Regions from separate parts of the Mus musculus genome. Here region 2 is linked to region 1. Evidence: chromatin loops called from intact Hi-C (ENCODE). Cell type or tissue: left cerebral cortex. All regions are shown on one strand. Links, peaks and the distances in the headings refer to the core of each region. The heading gives the core; the rest is flanking DNA.

Region 1 (7,457 bases), core at 1,931-4,430:
AGTAAAGTCACCGATGAGTTGTACAGTGTAGGGGTGGACCACGCTGTCATTCTACCTCATGGAGTTACCTAAATCCATTTAGATATTAGAAATCAAACATTCCAAATCTGGGCCAGCAGACACCATTTATTTAATATATACAGAGCCATCTTTGTACTGAAGGATGAAGGCAGTCACCAGTCTCAAGTCTCCTAAATTTGAGCGTCTTTACCTTAGCTCTCAAACAGGCCAAAGAAGTGTCTTTTGGTACCTAATATTTGGAACCCATGGCTGGACCCATGACCAAGGACAAACAGAGGTCAATGTGCAGTTGTGTTACATATTCGCTACAGCTGGAGAAGACAAAACTGCAGCTGTAACATAATGGCCTTCCCCCACCTATACAATCCTGGGTCGGTAGAAGGCTGTCAGGGCTTTCAGCGGAATGAGTAATCTCACAGCTAGTGACGTCTCCAACGCCTTCAACCAAGTAAGTGGGTCTTAGGAAAATCCCAGTGACCTAAGCTCCAGTGAACTCTGAACCTAACCAGAGCACCTCCGTTTCAGGTCCAACAGAATACCCTGCCCCAGCATTTTGCTATGTTGCACGAAGAAGAATGGTGGATGAACACAGCAGGGCTTCTCACCTAGATCAGACTGTATAAGGGCAGTTCAGTGAGGGAGAAAGGGCAGAGACAGAGAGTGAGAAGAAAAGGCTGAGAGAAATGGTGGCCCTACTGGGCCAGACAGCATGTGAGAGCCAGGGAGATTGGTCCATGGGGGTCTTGCCTCACTAATAGCCTTAGCTTTCACATCCCAGGTTTCTGCACCATAATATGTTAGACTATTTTAAAAAGCAAATCATAAAGAGAGGCATGGTCTGACTTTAGGTAGGACCACGTTTATTCACAGCTGGGGAGCATTTTGTCACCCACAGTTACCAAAACACCTAAGGGGGGGGGGGGTGGAGATGAAACGCAACCTCATAGGAGCAGAAAAGGACAAAAATGGCCTCCATTGTCCGCAAGGGAAGCTGGGAAGTGTATGACCGCCATAGTGAGCAAGGGAAGCTGGGAAGTGTAGTCCTTCAACAGGAAACCATCTCCATCCACTTCCCATTTAGTGATTATGAAAACAAAATGACTGTATGTTGAGTTCATTTAGTTCTTCACACTGTATTTTTTTTAAATGTTTACAAATTTAATATTTCTGGAGATGCACAGAGAACATTCCCCAAGAGGCTGCCAAAACCAGGTCTCCCAGGAAGGAATAACTTTTTTACCCCTATGGTTTTATTTATGTACAACATTGAATTTTCAATAATGAAGATTATTCATCATGTTCCCATGGGTCTCCAGAAAATGAAGTGCTTGAGGTCTTGGTTTTGTTGTTGTTGTTGTTGTTGTTGTTGTGTTATTTTGTTACCTGTGCCTAAAGTCAGCCTTTCCATAAAATTCTGAGATGTCAGCATACAAACATCCAACACCCCAGAGGGAAAACCAGCCTGAGGGACATGCATGTTCCTGTGGAACTGCAAAGAACATGGTTAAGACCTGAGAGAAGGTTCCAGAAGCTTCACCTTTTCAGAGGGAAGAGATGCATCTACCCTGCTTGTTCCGCACATCTTACCTACACTGCCCGGGGCCTTACCCACTCTAGGGTCACTAGGACAGACTGGCTCTGGCTTTGTCCCACAAATCCCCTTTCTAAGGTGACCTGGTTCCTGTTAACCACACAACCCAGGGACCCTGGCCAGGGGCAGCTATCCTAATACCACTGCTCACAGTCACCCCGCAGGACTCCCTGTCCTACCCAGCTTAGCCCAGACTAGAAACAGGAAGGTCTAATGGCTTCTTGCAGCTCAGCTGCAAGGACAAAGCTGCAGGAGCTCGAAGGACAAAGCTCTCTCTTCCCAGAGAACAGCGCCTCATTGTCACCAAAGGAGGAGAGAAGACACTGCCAGAGATTTTAATGTAAAAATTTCCTTTCCTCAAAACCAGAACAAAAAAAAAAAAAAAAGTAAATCAAAACAAACCCAAAACACTCTGTGAGTCTGAAACGGTGAAGCTAAGGAGAGAGGCAAGAGAGAAAATGCATTTGGATTTTTTTTTTTTTTTGGTGTGATTATATTATTCCTAAAATACCTCATCCTCGGCTTAGGTGCTATTTCAGGGTTTGATTTGGCATTCATATCAGAGAGATCGGTTCACTGCTCCAGGAGAGGAGGAGGCAGGTTTCTCTGTGCTCACTCCCATTGCTGCAGGTAGCCAGGGGCTGTAGAGAGCCCAGGGCAGATGGCCAGCCCAGGAGGACTCGGCCACTGGGGACTCCATCATCTTGCATGAGCACAGACCCTGCAAGGCTGTCCATCCCCCAAAGGCAGACACCTCGGGTAGGACCTGGGCCCGAGGGTGGGGTGTTCCCAGAATATGCACTGTGACCCAGCTCCCTTCTACAGCCCCTGAGACCTCAAGTTCAGAGCCAGCTCACTGCTGGGCAAGTCTGTTTTTTATTGCTATATGAGTACTCCAATAACCAGTTTCTATTCAGGAGATTTGTATGTAGAGCCCCTGGGCATCCTCAGAGCAGCCAGGCCAGTGGCTGGCAGCTGCAGCATGACCAGCTTCACCCCTGCTTGGACTTTCTCTCCTACACACCCCTCCTTCAGGTTATGACTGTGCTCAGACCCACTACCACGGCTGCTTTAGAGAGGCGTAAAGGAATGGCTGACAAACTTTCTAGGGTGACTGATAGCCAGCAGGTCAGAGTTTGGAGCCAGTTGTGATTGCTGTAAACTCTGGCCATTTAGTCATCCCGCTTCCCTCCCCACCTCGGGGCTGGGACAGCACAGCCCACCATTGCTAGCGGTCGAGGACTAGGTCAGTCTTGTGGGTACTTATACAATACTGTTGAAGTCAGCGGACTCATGTGCTTCCGGTTACGCTGTTTGAAAACTTGCTGCGAGCAATAAAGAACAATCTAGAACCAGACATCATGACAGATCAGGAATGTGGGGATTGCCTGTGAGGCCTATCTGCCTCTCTCACTCCAGTCCAGGCATTCCCACTCTGTACGGGACCCCATGCCCATTCCCACAGTCCATTATCCCTGTCTCTAGCTTAAAGTGGACAAGGTGAACCAAGCTGTGGCAGATGTGGTAGGAGTTGGGGGAGGGGCTCCTAGTATTTATGGAAGCAAGTGACAGAGGGCAGTGAGGAAGATGTACATTGGGAGAAGCAGGGGAGGGGCTCCTGCATTAGAGGGAGGGGCTCCTGCGTCAGACTCTTCACCCTCACAGTTGCTTCTGCTCAGTGCCAGCATGACAAGTGCCCAGAGCTTGGCATAATTGCAAGACAGGTGACTTGAGGACCCTTTGGAGCTTTCCAGAACCTAGGGACAGGGTGCGCATGAGCCCAGTCCCCTTCCTGCTTCCTAAGAGACCAAGCTCCAGCCATCACTGCTCACTATCAACTGGCCCTGCTGCACATTTATTTTAAGAGGAATTATGCTGACATCTGGTGGCCAGACGAGAAACTTCACTCTGTAAAAAATTGATTTAAATGTATACCTGTTTAGATAGGTAGGTAGGTAGGTAGGATGGATGGATGGATGGATGGATGGATTTATGGATGGATTTATGGATGGATTTATGGATGGATATATGAATGGATGGATATATGAATGGATGGATATATGAATGGATATATGAATGGATGGATGGATGGATGGATGGATATATGGATATATGGATAGATGGATATATGGATGGATGGATGGATGGATGGATAGATGGATAGATGGATGATAGGTAGGCAGAGAGATAAATTGACATGAATGTAGAAAAGGGACTCCAAAAGTAGAGAAAGAGATCTTAAGGGAGGGGAGAGAAACAGGGATGCTAAATGAAGACGTGATGTGGCTGCAGACTGGGGAAGGAGATCAGAAGGAGGGAGAGAAGAGGCCCAGGAGAGGGGTGGATACATAAAAGCAAAGCAGAAAATGGTTCTCCATGAGGCCATAGCAAGGAAGCCCATTTCTTTGTATGCTAGCCAGAAATTTAATCTTTTTTAAAAAGTGTTCACAATTTCCAGCTAAAGCAGAAAGATCGGTTCTAGATTTAATATGTCCACACCACAGACTGTGGCTCTGAGTGACAGGGAGGAGGGGGGACGTTCAGGACCTGACAGGGACGGACATACAGGCCCACCAGAGCCCTAGAGTCCACCACTGCCCCCTCCTCTAGTGAGCAGACAGAACTAACCACGTCCTATCCCCTGTGAACAACACCCTGTGGATCAGGTCTCAGACCCAGCACCCTGGCGGCCAGCAGTAGCGTTCCCATAGCAACAGAAGCCTTTGAGAAACTTATCTGGAGTAGGGATTCCCCGGGGCCTCTGCCCCTCACAAGGCAGGAGGGAGCTGAGCTGATGGGGAAAGGCTCACACCGGGACAGGATGGACAGGATGGACAGGATGTCCCACCAGCCATGCCGAGCATCATGGGAACATGTAGTCAGGCATTTGGTGGAATCCTGAGAGGGTGCAGCGCACACACCTATGTCTATACTGGCACCATGTTACAGTGAAAGAAGTTCCCATGACCAGTAGCCCAGCCGTGATTGATACTCTCAGACTAAAGGACAACACATTCCAATCCACTATGAAAGATATGTTAATAAACAGGTGACCCAAAGAGCAAACAGCCTGGATATAGCTGTCCCTACCTCCACTCATGCACTTAAGTCAGACCACAGGGGTGGGTGCTCATGGCATGACTACTGTGGTCACTTGCTCGCATGTAAAGCCTTTCTGGGTGGTTTACAATAATGCTGTGACATTTACATTAGAACACACATGAGAAAGGGGCCATGGAAGAAAGAACTGTCGACTCAACTCATCTCCAGCCCCCATCACAGCTACATGCAGAGAACCCCACCATATCCCTCCCATGGTATCACCCTGATTCCACTGGGATTCAACATTTGGAATTTATCTTTGGATTCCCAGACTTCTAAAGTAGATGAAGAAAATCCCAAGGCACCTCTGGTCAGCTGGAGGGCTCTGATCAAGCCTGGCTCCACCCTCCCTACTCTGAGTCCTTAGCGGTGCCAGCTGCCTGCTAAGATACGTCCTAAGGCCATGGAGCTGCCTGCTCAGATCTGGGTCCTGTAGAAAGATGGTGGGGCTGGCTGCTTGGGCCTGTCTCTGCCCTACACAGGGCTGCTACTATGACCAGCCCACTTGGTATTCACAGCACAGATGTGGACATCAACAACTGCGTTTACAAGGAATACCTGTTAGCATTCTGTCTAAGCTCCATCCCACAGTTACCTGGCAACAGTCTGGGCCTGACCCACTATAAAGGGGGCTGCTTGCCCCCTCCTATCTCTCCTGCCCTCTTGTTCTTCCCTTATTGCTCCCACTCTGTCCCCTTGTCACTTCCCCATTCCTTTTCCCCCGCCACCCCCCCACCCCGTCTCTCCCCATGTGCTCATGGCCAGCCTCTACTTCTCTACTCTCTCCTTCTCTGCCTTTCTCTGCCTCTACTTCCCTCCCCATACCCTGAATAAACTCTATTCTATACTATACTACCATGTGGCCGGTCCCTCAGGGGGAAGGGACGCCTTGGCATGGGCCCACTGAGGCACCCCCTTCCCCCATACCTCCATAGAACATATCCCCCCTTTTCTCTTTCTCTTTTTATAAACACATCAATACCAGCTCTCCACGCAGGTTGCTCTGAGAGAACATGCCCACCTCGCCCTTTCATATTTCCCATCACTATTTTCCTGGCTTCTCTTGAGGCCTGGGTCCATCCTGACACTGGACCTATCAGCCGTGCGTCCTTCCCCCACAAGGGCCCTGGGTCCTTCTCTACCCAAGAGTCTCTTTCCAGGAAGCCATGGGCCTCTCTTTCTCTCTGCAGAGGGTTCACTGGGAAGTGAACTCCATGAGCTTCAGACCAAGGCTGTATCTTAGGACTGGGATGGGCCTTTTGGTGATGCAGTCACCTTTAGGTAATTTACGCATGCTCCTGAAGTAGCCCTGTGAGGGCTGCCACTGGTTTAGCTCAGCACGTTGAGCTTGACTAGATCTATTTCTTTGGCCTCTCTATCTAGACTCTCAAGAAAAGTCACACAATAATCGATGCCCACACCGAGACCAACAGAATTGATGGCTCGGTAGGAAAGGTGTTTGGCACACAGGTGTGAGTAACTGAGTTTTATCCCCTGCACCCACACTAATGTCAGGTACTGCAGCATGCTGTAATTCCAGCACTGGGGAGAAGCAGGAGGCCCCTTGAGTCTTGCTGGCAAGCAGTCTAACTAATGATGGAGGTTCAAGTCCTGTGAAAGACCTGCCTCCAAGAAGGCAGAAAACAATTGAAGATACCTGATACTGACCTCTGACCTCTACATGCACACACTCATATGCACACATCTATGAATGCACACACACACACACACACACTTGCACGCACATAAATGTGGGGGGGGGGCATGCACAGTTAATGAAGCTACCTGAATGGACAGAAAAGTCATGCTCAGAAGCCATAATATTTTGAAGTGAAAACCTAAGTACCAAAGCCAGGTTGTATACCTGTCAGGCCACCTCATAACACAGGCGGTTGCCACTGCTATCAACTCAATGAAGTATGAGATAGTATGCCTATATTGTTGAAGACACCATGCATGCTTTGGTTGCATGACGAGAAATGGGGCTGGGCTGAGCTGAAAAGCTCCCAGCCTTTGACTCGTGTTCATGCTGACAGAAAACACTACACTGGTGGAAGGGAGGAACCTGTTGCAAATGATCCTGGTAGCTGCATGCCAGGCAAGGCATGCCTCCTGGTGTGCATAGCAATGGTGTGACCAACTACTTTCCAATTGTTTTTAAAGCCCATTCCAGGAGGGAACCCATGTTTGATACTATAAGCCTAGAAAAGTGTGTGTGTGTGTGTGTGTGTGTGTGTGTGTGTGTGTGTGTGTAAGGTCCCAATGGAGAAGCTACTGATATTGTTTTGTCAAATGAATGTAATGTACCTGTCAAACTACCTTCTAAAGTTATGCTTACACCTATAAATTATTGCTGTTGTCAGCCTAAGTTGGAGGGGAATGCTTCTTTTTAAGACTTTTCCCCTCTTTTATGTGTGTTTGTGTGTATGTGTACTGTGTGTGTAGTATATGCTTATAGTATATGTGCTGTGTGTAGTGTATGTATGATATGTATGTAGTATGTGTATGTGTAGTGTGTGTAGTATGTGTATGTGTAGTGTTTGTAGTATATGTGTAGTGTGTGTATGTGACATGTATATGTGTGTGTGCAGTGCATGTATATGTGTATGAGTGTATATGTAGTATGTAGTATATGTGTAGTGTGTATGTGTAGTATGTGTTTAGTGTGTGTCTAGTATGTGTATAGTGTATATGTAGTGGGTGTGCATGTGTAGTGTGTGTATATGTAGTGTGTATGTATGTA
Region 2 (7,457 bases), core at 1,851-4,350, 430 kb before region 1:
ACAAGAATTTCAGCAGACCCACTTTGCGAGTACACCTGGGCACCCGATTCCGAATCTCTCTACTGGGTCCCAACCCATGCCTGCAAGGAGGGCTGAGCACCCAAGCAGCCGCTAAGGCTTTCCATCCAGTGGCCTTTGAAAAGACAAGTGCTGCCTGGGTTCCCACCCATCGCGAGTGCCGGCTGGGTGTCCACAGCGCCCCTGGCACTCACACTCGACAGAAGCAACTCTACCCTCCGCAGGTACCCTGGGTGCGCCGGGCGCTGGTGGCACCGGAGGCTGTCCGCACCCATGTGTCCTTGCCGATCGAAAAAGGGCAGCTCTAGTGGGTGCCCAGGCTTGTGCCCAATGTCTTTTCCCCTTTCCAACTCTTGGCTGAGCGGGTACTTGGCCTTGGGCTAAAGGAGAAGGTTAACAATTAGAGGGTGTGGGCCCGCTTCCCTTCCTGCAAAAGAAGGGGAAGCAAAAAAAAAAAAAAAAAAAAAAATCCGTTTGCACTTGCCTGCGAAGCAAATTGTGACCCCCCCCTCCTCTTGCTTCCCTTTCTCTCTGCCAAGTAGGGCCTGGGCTAGAGATGCTATTTCAGGGTCAGCTTGCCATCGGGGCTCTACCCGGCATCTGACAGATGCCGCATTCTGCCTGGGTTGGAAATGCCTTTCCTACATTCTTTTTTGCCTCTAGATTTCTAGTACACTCAAAATTTGTGCTCAAGCCTGGGAGTCAGAATCTGACCCTGCCGGAGGAGAGGGCTCACGGTGAGCCTGGGGTTCTGAGAAGAGACATAGTCTCTGTAATTTGGTTGCGCTTTTCAGAAAAGCCACGGGCGGAAGCTGCACTTTCTGCGGTTTTAACCCAGATGTTTTCAGGGCGAGATTTTTATGTACTTTAAAATTTTCTGCCGCCGTTCTTAATTTTTCTCTTACTCTTTGGTTTAACTACATCAGCACAATATTCTCCTTCAAGATAAATATACTGTATTGTGATTCATCCGTGTCTTATTTTGTCAGCAATTACTGCAAAATTAAATGGGTCACTGTGAAAGTTTCATTTACTCAACCCCCCGTAATTAACAGTTTGAATACACCTTTTTTTTTTACATTGTGCAAAAGTTGTAATTTTCCAATGCATGTTGTGTCTTCCTGATAAAGAATGCTGGTTAAGTTCGATGTGATCATAAGGATTCAAAGCTCTCCTCCCAGGGGAGTGCTGTTGGGCTTGCTTTTCCCTACGACCAGGCAAAGCCTGTGCACAAGATCAAACTTTTCTGAACAGTTGAGCTTCACGGCCTGCTCAAATCAAAATTTGCAGAGGGTAAACCAGGGAGAACAGAAAGTGCCCGATTAAGGGACATTCCCAAGGAAACCTTTAACAGCAAGACTCTGGGCTAAGCAGCCAAGCCTGCATTCTGCTCTGCCTGGAGAGTGGAAGGCAAGGTGAGCTGAGACATAGGGGTGGTGATGCTAACCTTTTCACTCTGCCTGAAACAATGTTTCAGCTCTACAGCGAGGCTCAACAGGCCCAAAGGTGTCCATGACCAGGGATGTGTGCATGAAGCATACATTTGGAGTATGACTGCCCTCTCTCACATTCTCGCTCATTTAGCCCCCAAATAGAAAAGGCACCGCTCACAAGAGGAGACAAGTCATGAGGAATTTCTATATGAAGAGGAATAAAGTGAAACTAGAGATGCTTTTTTCCCCTTACAGGCCATCCCAGTTATTGCAAATTAGATTAGCTACACGGGCTGCAATATAAACATGGCAGGAGGTTCACGCCAGTGAAAACCCATCCACTCCAATCTCGCCTTTCATCGGAACAGCTCACATAAATCACATCTTGTCCTTTAATACACTTTTCAATGAGATTAAAACATCACTCTGACACAATTTCAAGCCCTTTCAGTCATGTGCCTTGCTTTACTTCAGAAAGTAGCTAACGGGAAAAGTAGGTCCGAGAATATCTCCAGGCTGTGGGAAGGGCTTTACTGCTCTATGAGGGGGCTAATGGAGGACCCTTTGGCCCCATCTGAACGCCATTCATCTTCCCCTTGCAAACATACAAAGCAGCTGGTCCAGCAGCAGAAATCAGATTTCCCTGGGGAGAGAGGCCTGTTGACAACTGCTTGTGCACAGGAGCCTTTGGGAGCAGCACACTGTGGACAGGAGGGTTGAGAAGGATCACAGCCACCTTCCAGGGCTCAGACGCCCTTCAGGACATTTTGGGAAGGAGCTCCAGGAAAAGGGGTGGAGAGGAGAGGTGAGGAGCAGAAAGAAGACAAGAGGGACACACAGAGAAAGGCACATACAGAGAGAGACACATAGATGGAGAGAGACAGAGAAGTAGAGATAAAGATAAAGATAGATGGATAGATACATAAGATGTGTAGGGTTTCCGGTAGCCTTTGAGTACTAACTTAGGAGTGAAGGGAAAAAGAGGTTATTTTTCTATAAAATTGGCTAAGGGCTCAGATCAGCACCCCTTACTGTCCCCCAGAAATGCCTCATCTCTCCCTCAGGGACGGGCTACTTCTGGGTCAGACATTGACCCTGGATTTCAGAAGGACAAAGAACCCTAGCAGGCAGCAGGAGAGGGGTGTTTGAACCCTATCTGTTCAGTCTTCAAGATATCTAAAATTGCGTGTCTAACTGAATGCTCAGGCATATCTTTTTCTGGAAGACAGACTGGACACAGCTCATCCCATCTCCCTCTGGATTCAGGTCGGCCACATGGAGTATTCTCTCTCTCTCTCTCTCTCTCTCTCTCTCTCTCTCTCTCTCTCTCTCTCTCTCTCTCCCTCCCTCCCTCCCTCCCTCCCTCCGTCCTGCAGTGTTGGGCTCATTGCTGGGAGCAGCGGGTGAGACTACAAACCTCGGAGGCAGAACATCTGTGGGAGGTTTCTCCTGAGGGACCACTTCCCTCCACCCCAGTCACCCTTTCCAGCCTCTTCCTCAGTCTTTAACTCCCAGGCTCAATCGCTTTAGTAGGGCCCAGTAGGAAGCCACCTGGTGGCTTTCTGTTCAACTTCACTGAGCGCCCAAACATCTCCCGTGGGAGTCCTTGTTCAGGTAGTGCTACAAGGTCTGCCTTGCTCTGTCCTAAAACTCCTAGGTGAGGAAACCTGACGGAGTGCAGGAGGGGGACAACTCTCTTTCCTCTTTCCTGAGGATGCTGAATTTGACCACAGTCAGTGTTCACACCCCAGCTCTACTGGGCCTGTGGCCAGTGAGGGTGTTTCCTAGCAGCGACACCCACCCGCCAAGCTGCAGGAGATAAAACTACTGAGGACCAAGTAGGACTCTTCTCTCCAGCGGGAGGGAAAAACCTCCTCTGAACCTATCAGGGTGCAATGAAAGCAGCTACCTTCCAAGCCCAGCTTTCCACAAAGGGGCATCCAGAACGCGGGGCGGGGCGGGGGGGGGGGCTTCGCACTGCAGGAAATCAATGGCAGAAAGCGGGCCTTTAATGGGTTAATTGACTGGAGGCCTCTATCGCCTTCAAACACCTGTTTCCTGCCAGTGGAGGCGGCCTGTCTGGTCCCTGCCTAGGTCGATGATGTGTCTGTCCGCCTTGCTCGCTCATCGACTCTAGCCCGTGCCGAAAATCCATTTCACCTCTGAAAGACGCTGACTACTTCCGTCTGCCTGCTACTGGAACTGGGTAAAAGAGGGTGCAGATGAGGGTGGTCAGCGGTGTCCTAGAGACTTCTGAGTGTGCACAAGTTTAACTAAAAACAAAAAACAAAAACAACAACAACAACAACAAAAACCCAAACCAAACCCTAATGGTGCGTTTGACGAGGGAGGACGCCACCACCTAGGCTGGGCCTTTATGCCAGGGTCACCCCTACCTAGGGAGGGCCCTCGAGGCGTGCAGTCCTCAAGATCAGACTGCGGGAGTCCTCCTCTCGCCGGCGCACGACCTCCACCGCGCCAGTGCGGCTTCTGGGCAGGGACCGGGTCCAAAGGCACTCTGCGAGTAGAGGGCTCCCGGCTGATTGATTTTTTTTTTTTTTGTAGCAGAATTAATACAGTCAAGTCTGTCGGTCAGTCAAAGTAAAATTGATTCTTTGCCCAAAACACCTCTCACTAAGTGGCACACGCTTCAACATGTTAATTTTTTGAAGGTAATTTCAACCCGTGGGTTTAGTTCTCGATGCTGCCTCGGGTGGTGGCAAAGAGCCCGCAGCCTGGCCTCGGTAGGGCCGGGGGCGGGGCGGAGGCAGGCGACCTGAAGGAGTACCGCCACCCACTAAATCTTGCCCCCGTAGCCACAGGGCTCGATCTCCCTTCTTCTCCATCTTGAAGGGCGATCCACCTAGACAAGGCGTTGGGCCGTTGGGCGGTGGCCAATCCGAAAGGCTAAGGACCGGGGAGGAGTGAACTTACAGATAAGAAAATGACCAATGGACCCGCGAGACCGCTCGGAAGCTCATCCCCCCCCCCTTACCGGGCCACTCTCCACAGAGGCCAGCAGGTTGCGAGCACCCTGCACAACCTCCCGGAAAGTATCGATGGAGACCCGCGTCCATCCTTGCGCCTCTCCCGCCACCAATCCCTGCTCGGCCGGTGGAGCCCCCGCGCGCGAGTTCGAGACACACTTACAGTTAGTTCTTCCTGCAGCCCGCCGGGTCCGCAGCGCTTGGCCCGCCTGCACCTTCGCAGCCCTGTCTGGTTGCGGGCCGCGTGGGACCTGGGCTCCCCGCAGGCCAAGCGCACGCGCTGAAGCCCGCGGACCCCGGCCCGGCCAGGCTCCGAGCAGCGACGGCGCCCGCGCCACGCGCACGCACACTCACACGCGCACCCCCGCTCGCACACTCGCTCGCACAAGCTCCTTGCTCCTCGTTCGGCACACACACTCGCAGACGCACACACTGCAGGCGAGAGAGACAAGAAAATGAAATTTATTATTGATAGAAAAGACTCGCAAGACAATTTCAGGTTATTGTTTCTCTCTGGAAAAGGGGGATCCCGCCACATAATGAAGCGCCTTTTGTGTGGCACTGAACAATACCAAACAAGTATTCTAATAAATAGCCGCGTTTTTGTTCCTGCTCGGCAGTGAATAGAAGGGAGCCGTTGCTTCGCGAGCAGCTGGGACGCCGAGCCGAGCGGGGAGGTGGAGCCGCTGCTCGCCCTCCTCTAGCCGCTCCCCAGCCGGGTCCCCGCCGCTCCCTATTCGCCGGCGCCCGCCGCCCCTCCCGCTGGCCCGACCGCAGAGGTTCGGGACCCTTGGACCATAGGGATTCCTCCCCCTCCTCCAGAGACGATGGCACCCCCTATCCCTGTCAGCAGTCACTTGTGGCATCCCACGGGCGGCGACTGTCACCTGGAGCGGCTTTCCGGCTTTCCCTACCTCTTGCAGGAGGGACGCCCCCACCCGCACTCCTGAGTCAGCGCGGTCATTGCGCGGGATCTGAGCCGCGCGCCCCCTCCGCCCCCACCGCGTCCTCGCAGTGGGTTTTTTTCAGCTCTGCTCTCGGCTGGAGCTTTGTTGTCTCGCCGAGGGGACACCTTGGACGTGGGCGCTGCGCCAGGCCTCCCCCGGAGCAGCGAGGGCAGGTTTCCCCCCTCCTACGATGCGCTCCTCAACCCCACCCCCCTCCAGTGCTCGCTCTACCAAGGGCAGCAACAGAAGGAAAGACAGAGTCTAAGGATCAGTGTGTGAACACAAAGCTCTCAGGTTAAAAAAGACAAGACGAAGAAAAAGGAAAGAAAAGAAAAAAAGAAAAAGAAAAAGAAAGTCGCCCAGACAGGAGTCTGTCAGGGTGCACACAGGGAGAGGGAGTGGGGCGGGACTCTCAGGGGCAGTAGCCATTGCGTGGCCAGCCTGTCTGCATGGGTGGGGGGGGGGCACGACCCTCCCAACACTCTGTAATCCCCTCCTTTGGCGGGTCCCTGACCCTGGCCTCTGCAAGGCTGGAGCTGCCGACCAGCCCACCGCTAAGCAGGGTGAACGGCCCGGGACGGGATGCAGCTCAGGAGAGAACCTCTGAGAAGGAGCCCGGCTGCAGCCGCTCAAGTCTGGCTTTCAGTTTCTCCTCGCTTCCAGGTCTCTCTTTCCCCTTTGGTCCCTAACTGTAGGAAGGTGTCAGCACTTTGGACTGGAGACCCAAACCCTCTGCGACACCTAGGAAATGTTCCAGGAGCAAACTTTCTTTTTTCTTTCTTTTCTTAAAGGGATGATAACTCCCAAAGCATTTACAATTCACTCTCAACCTAAGGAAAGACGTTCACTTTATATATATATGTATGTATAAAAATTGTACAAACAAAGCACACGTGACAGTACCAGTGTTTGCTCACCCGGTCGGGGTGCTGGCAGTGTGTACTTATCTGAAGCACACTCTCCTGGACAAATGCATGCGCCCCTCCCCCCGCAGCTGCAGGTTTTCAGCAGATCCGTGTCTGGCTCTAACCTCAGGGATAAAACCCCACATGACTCTCCCTCCGTGGATCTTAATCTAGGCAAGCACTTTGTCATTTGCAAATTATTTCTTAATCGGACCGAGCGATTTCGGTGTGCATGCAGTACGGGGATTTAGTGTGCAGAGGATCGCCGAAGCCGAGGAGCTGTCCAGGAATCCTTTCCCTAGTTGCAAGGCTTTTCCCCCAAAGACACGTTGGTCTGACCGAGAGGAAGAATAAAACCGGCGGAAGTCCTTGGTGACTCATTTTTGGGTTTTTGTTTATTTGTTTGTTTTTGCTTTTCTTCAATCTCTTTCTGAGAAACTGCATTCCCTTGGAGTTTTAAATAATTTAGCTCAGTTATTCCAAATGTCGGCAACACCAAGAAGAGGGAGTTTGGCCTTGGTTTTTTTTTCCCCCCTCAAAAACCCGGGTTTGTGCAGGAATCTGGGGGCAGGAAATGAGGAGACTTTGGAGTTGGAGTCGTTCCAGCAGACACCGGGAAGCGCTTTCCTTTTGTATGGAAAATGGAAACATTTTGGAATCCGGCTTTAAAACTTTGACTTATATTTTACATGTTAAATCACTGAAAGATTGGGTACAACAGTGTGTAAAGACTCAGAACCTGCAAATATTTGAATGGTTTTTGTGAGCGGAGCAGCTGCCAGTCAGCTGGCTTTGACAGGCTGTCACAGTTTTGTCATTTAATAGTGGGTGTTAGCCTAAGTGCAAAACACTCTGGCAAACAGATGTCAAACCCGTATCAATGGGGGTTGTGAAGTGGAGTTTAACCCGCATCACGGGGAGCTCCTGTGCACACGGATCCTTGGATCCTCGGATCCTCGGTGCAGGGGAGGTGCAGGATTCTACAAGTCAAAGACTGGCTCTAGGTACTGGACACACAACCTTGGGAGTCTGTCCAAACCAGGACGGGTCTCTCTGGTTCAGGCAGGGGAGAAGCTCATGGTCAACCAATTTTGCAGGCCGTGGGGGTGGGCGGATATTATGCCTCTCTGGACTTCTCTATGCAGTCTCCAGCTCTGGTTTTGTAGA

Evidence for each region. A loop is a pair of places that touch in the nucleus more often than their neighbours do. Peaks named below come from ENCODE experiments on the same cell type or tissue, not always from the same donor. Only the 100,000 strongest peaks of a DNase experiment are listed, where the experiment ranks them.
Region 2: a loop joins it to region 1, with 7 times the contacts of the local background. A loop is called at or near these places in 2 of 42 quality-filtered maps.

The regions. Positions count from the first base shown.
Region 1 is chr8:11,953,231-11,960,687 of GRCm38, reverse strand. No RefSeq gene overlaps it. Among named protein-coding and RNA genes, the nearest start is that of Tex29, 120 kb to the right of the region's middle. In left cerebral cortex, for the core only: a CTCF peak has its summit at 3,484 (motif pointing left); DNase peaks (open chromatin) are centred at 2,227 and 3,485.
Region 2 is chr8:12,383,175-12,390,631 of GRCm38, reverse strand. Sox1ot (Sox1 overlapping transcript) reads right to left here and starts at 4,861. Exons shown (of 8, transcript NR_027975.2): 1 at 4,602-4,861. In left cerebral cortex, for the core only: no CTCF peak of the experiment used is centred there; a DNase peak (open chromatin) is centred at 3,232; H3K4me3 peaks cover 218 bases; H3K27ac peaks cover 115 bases.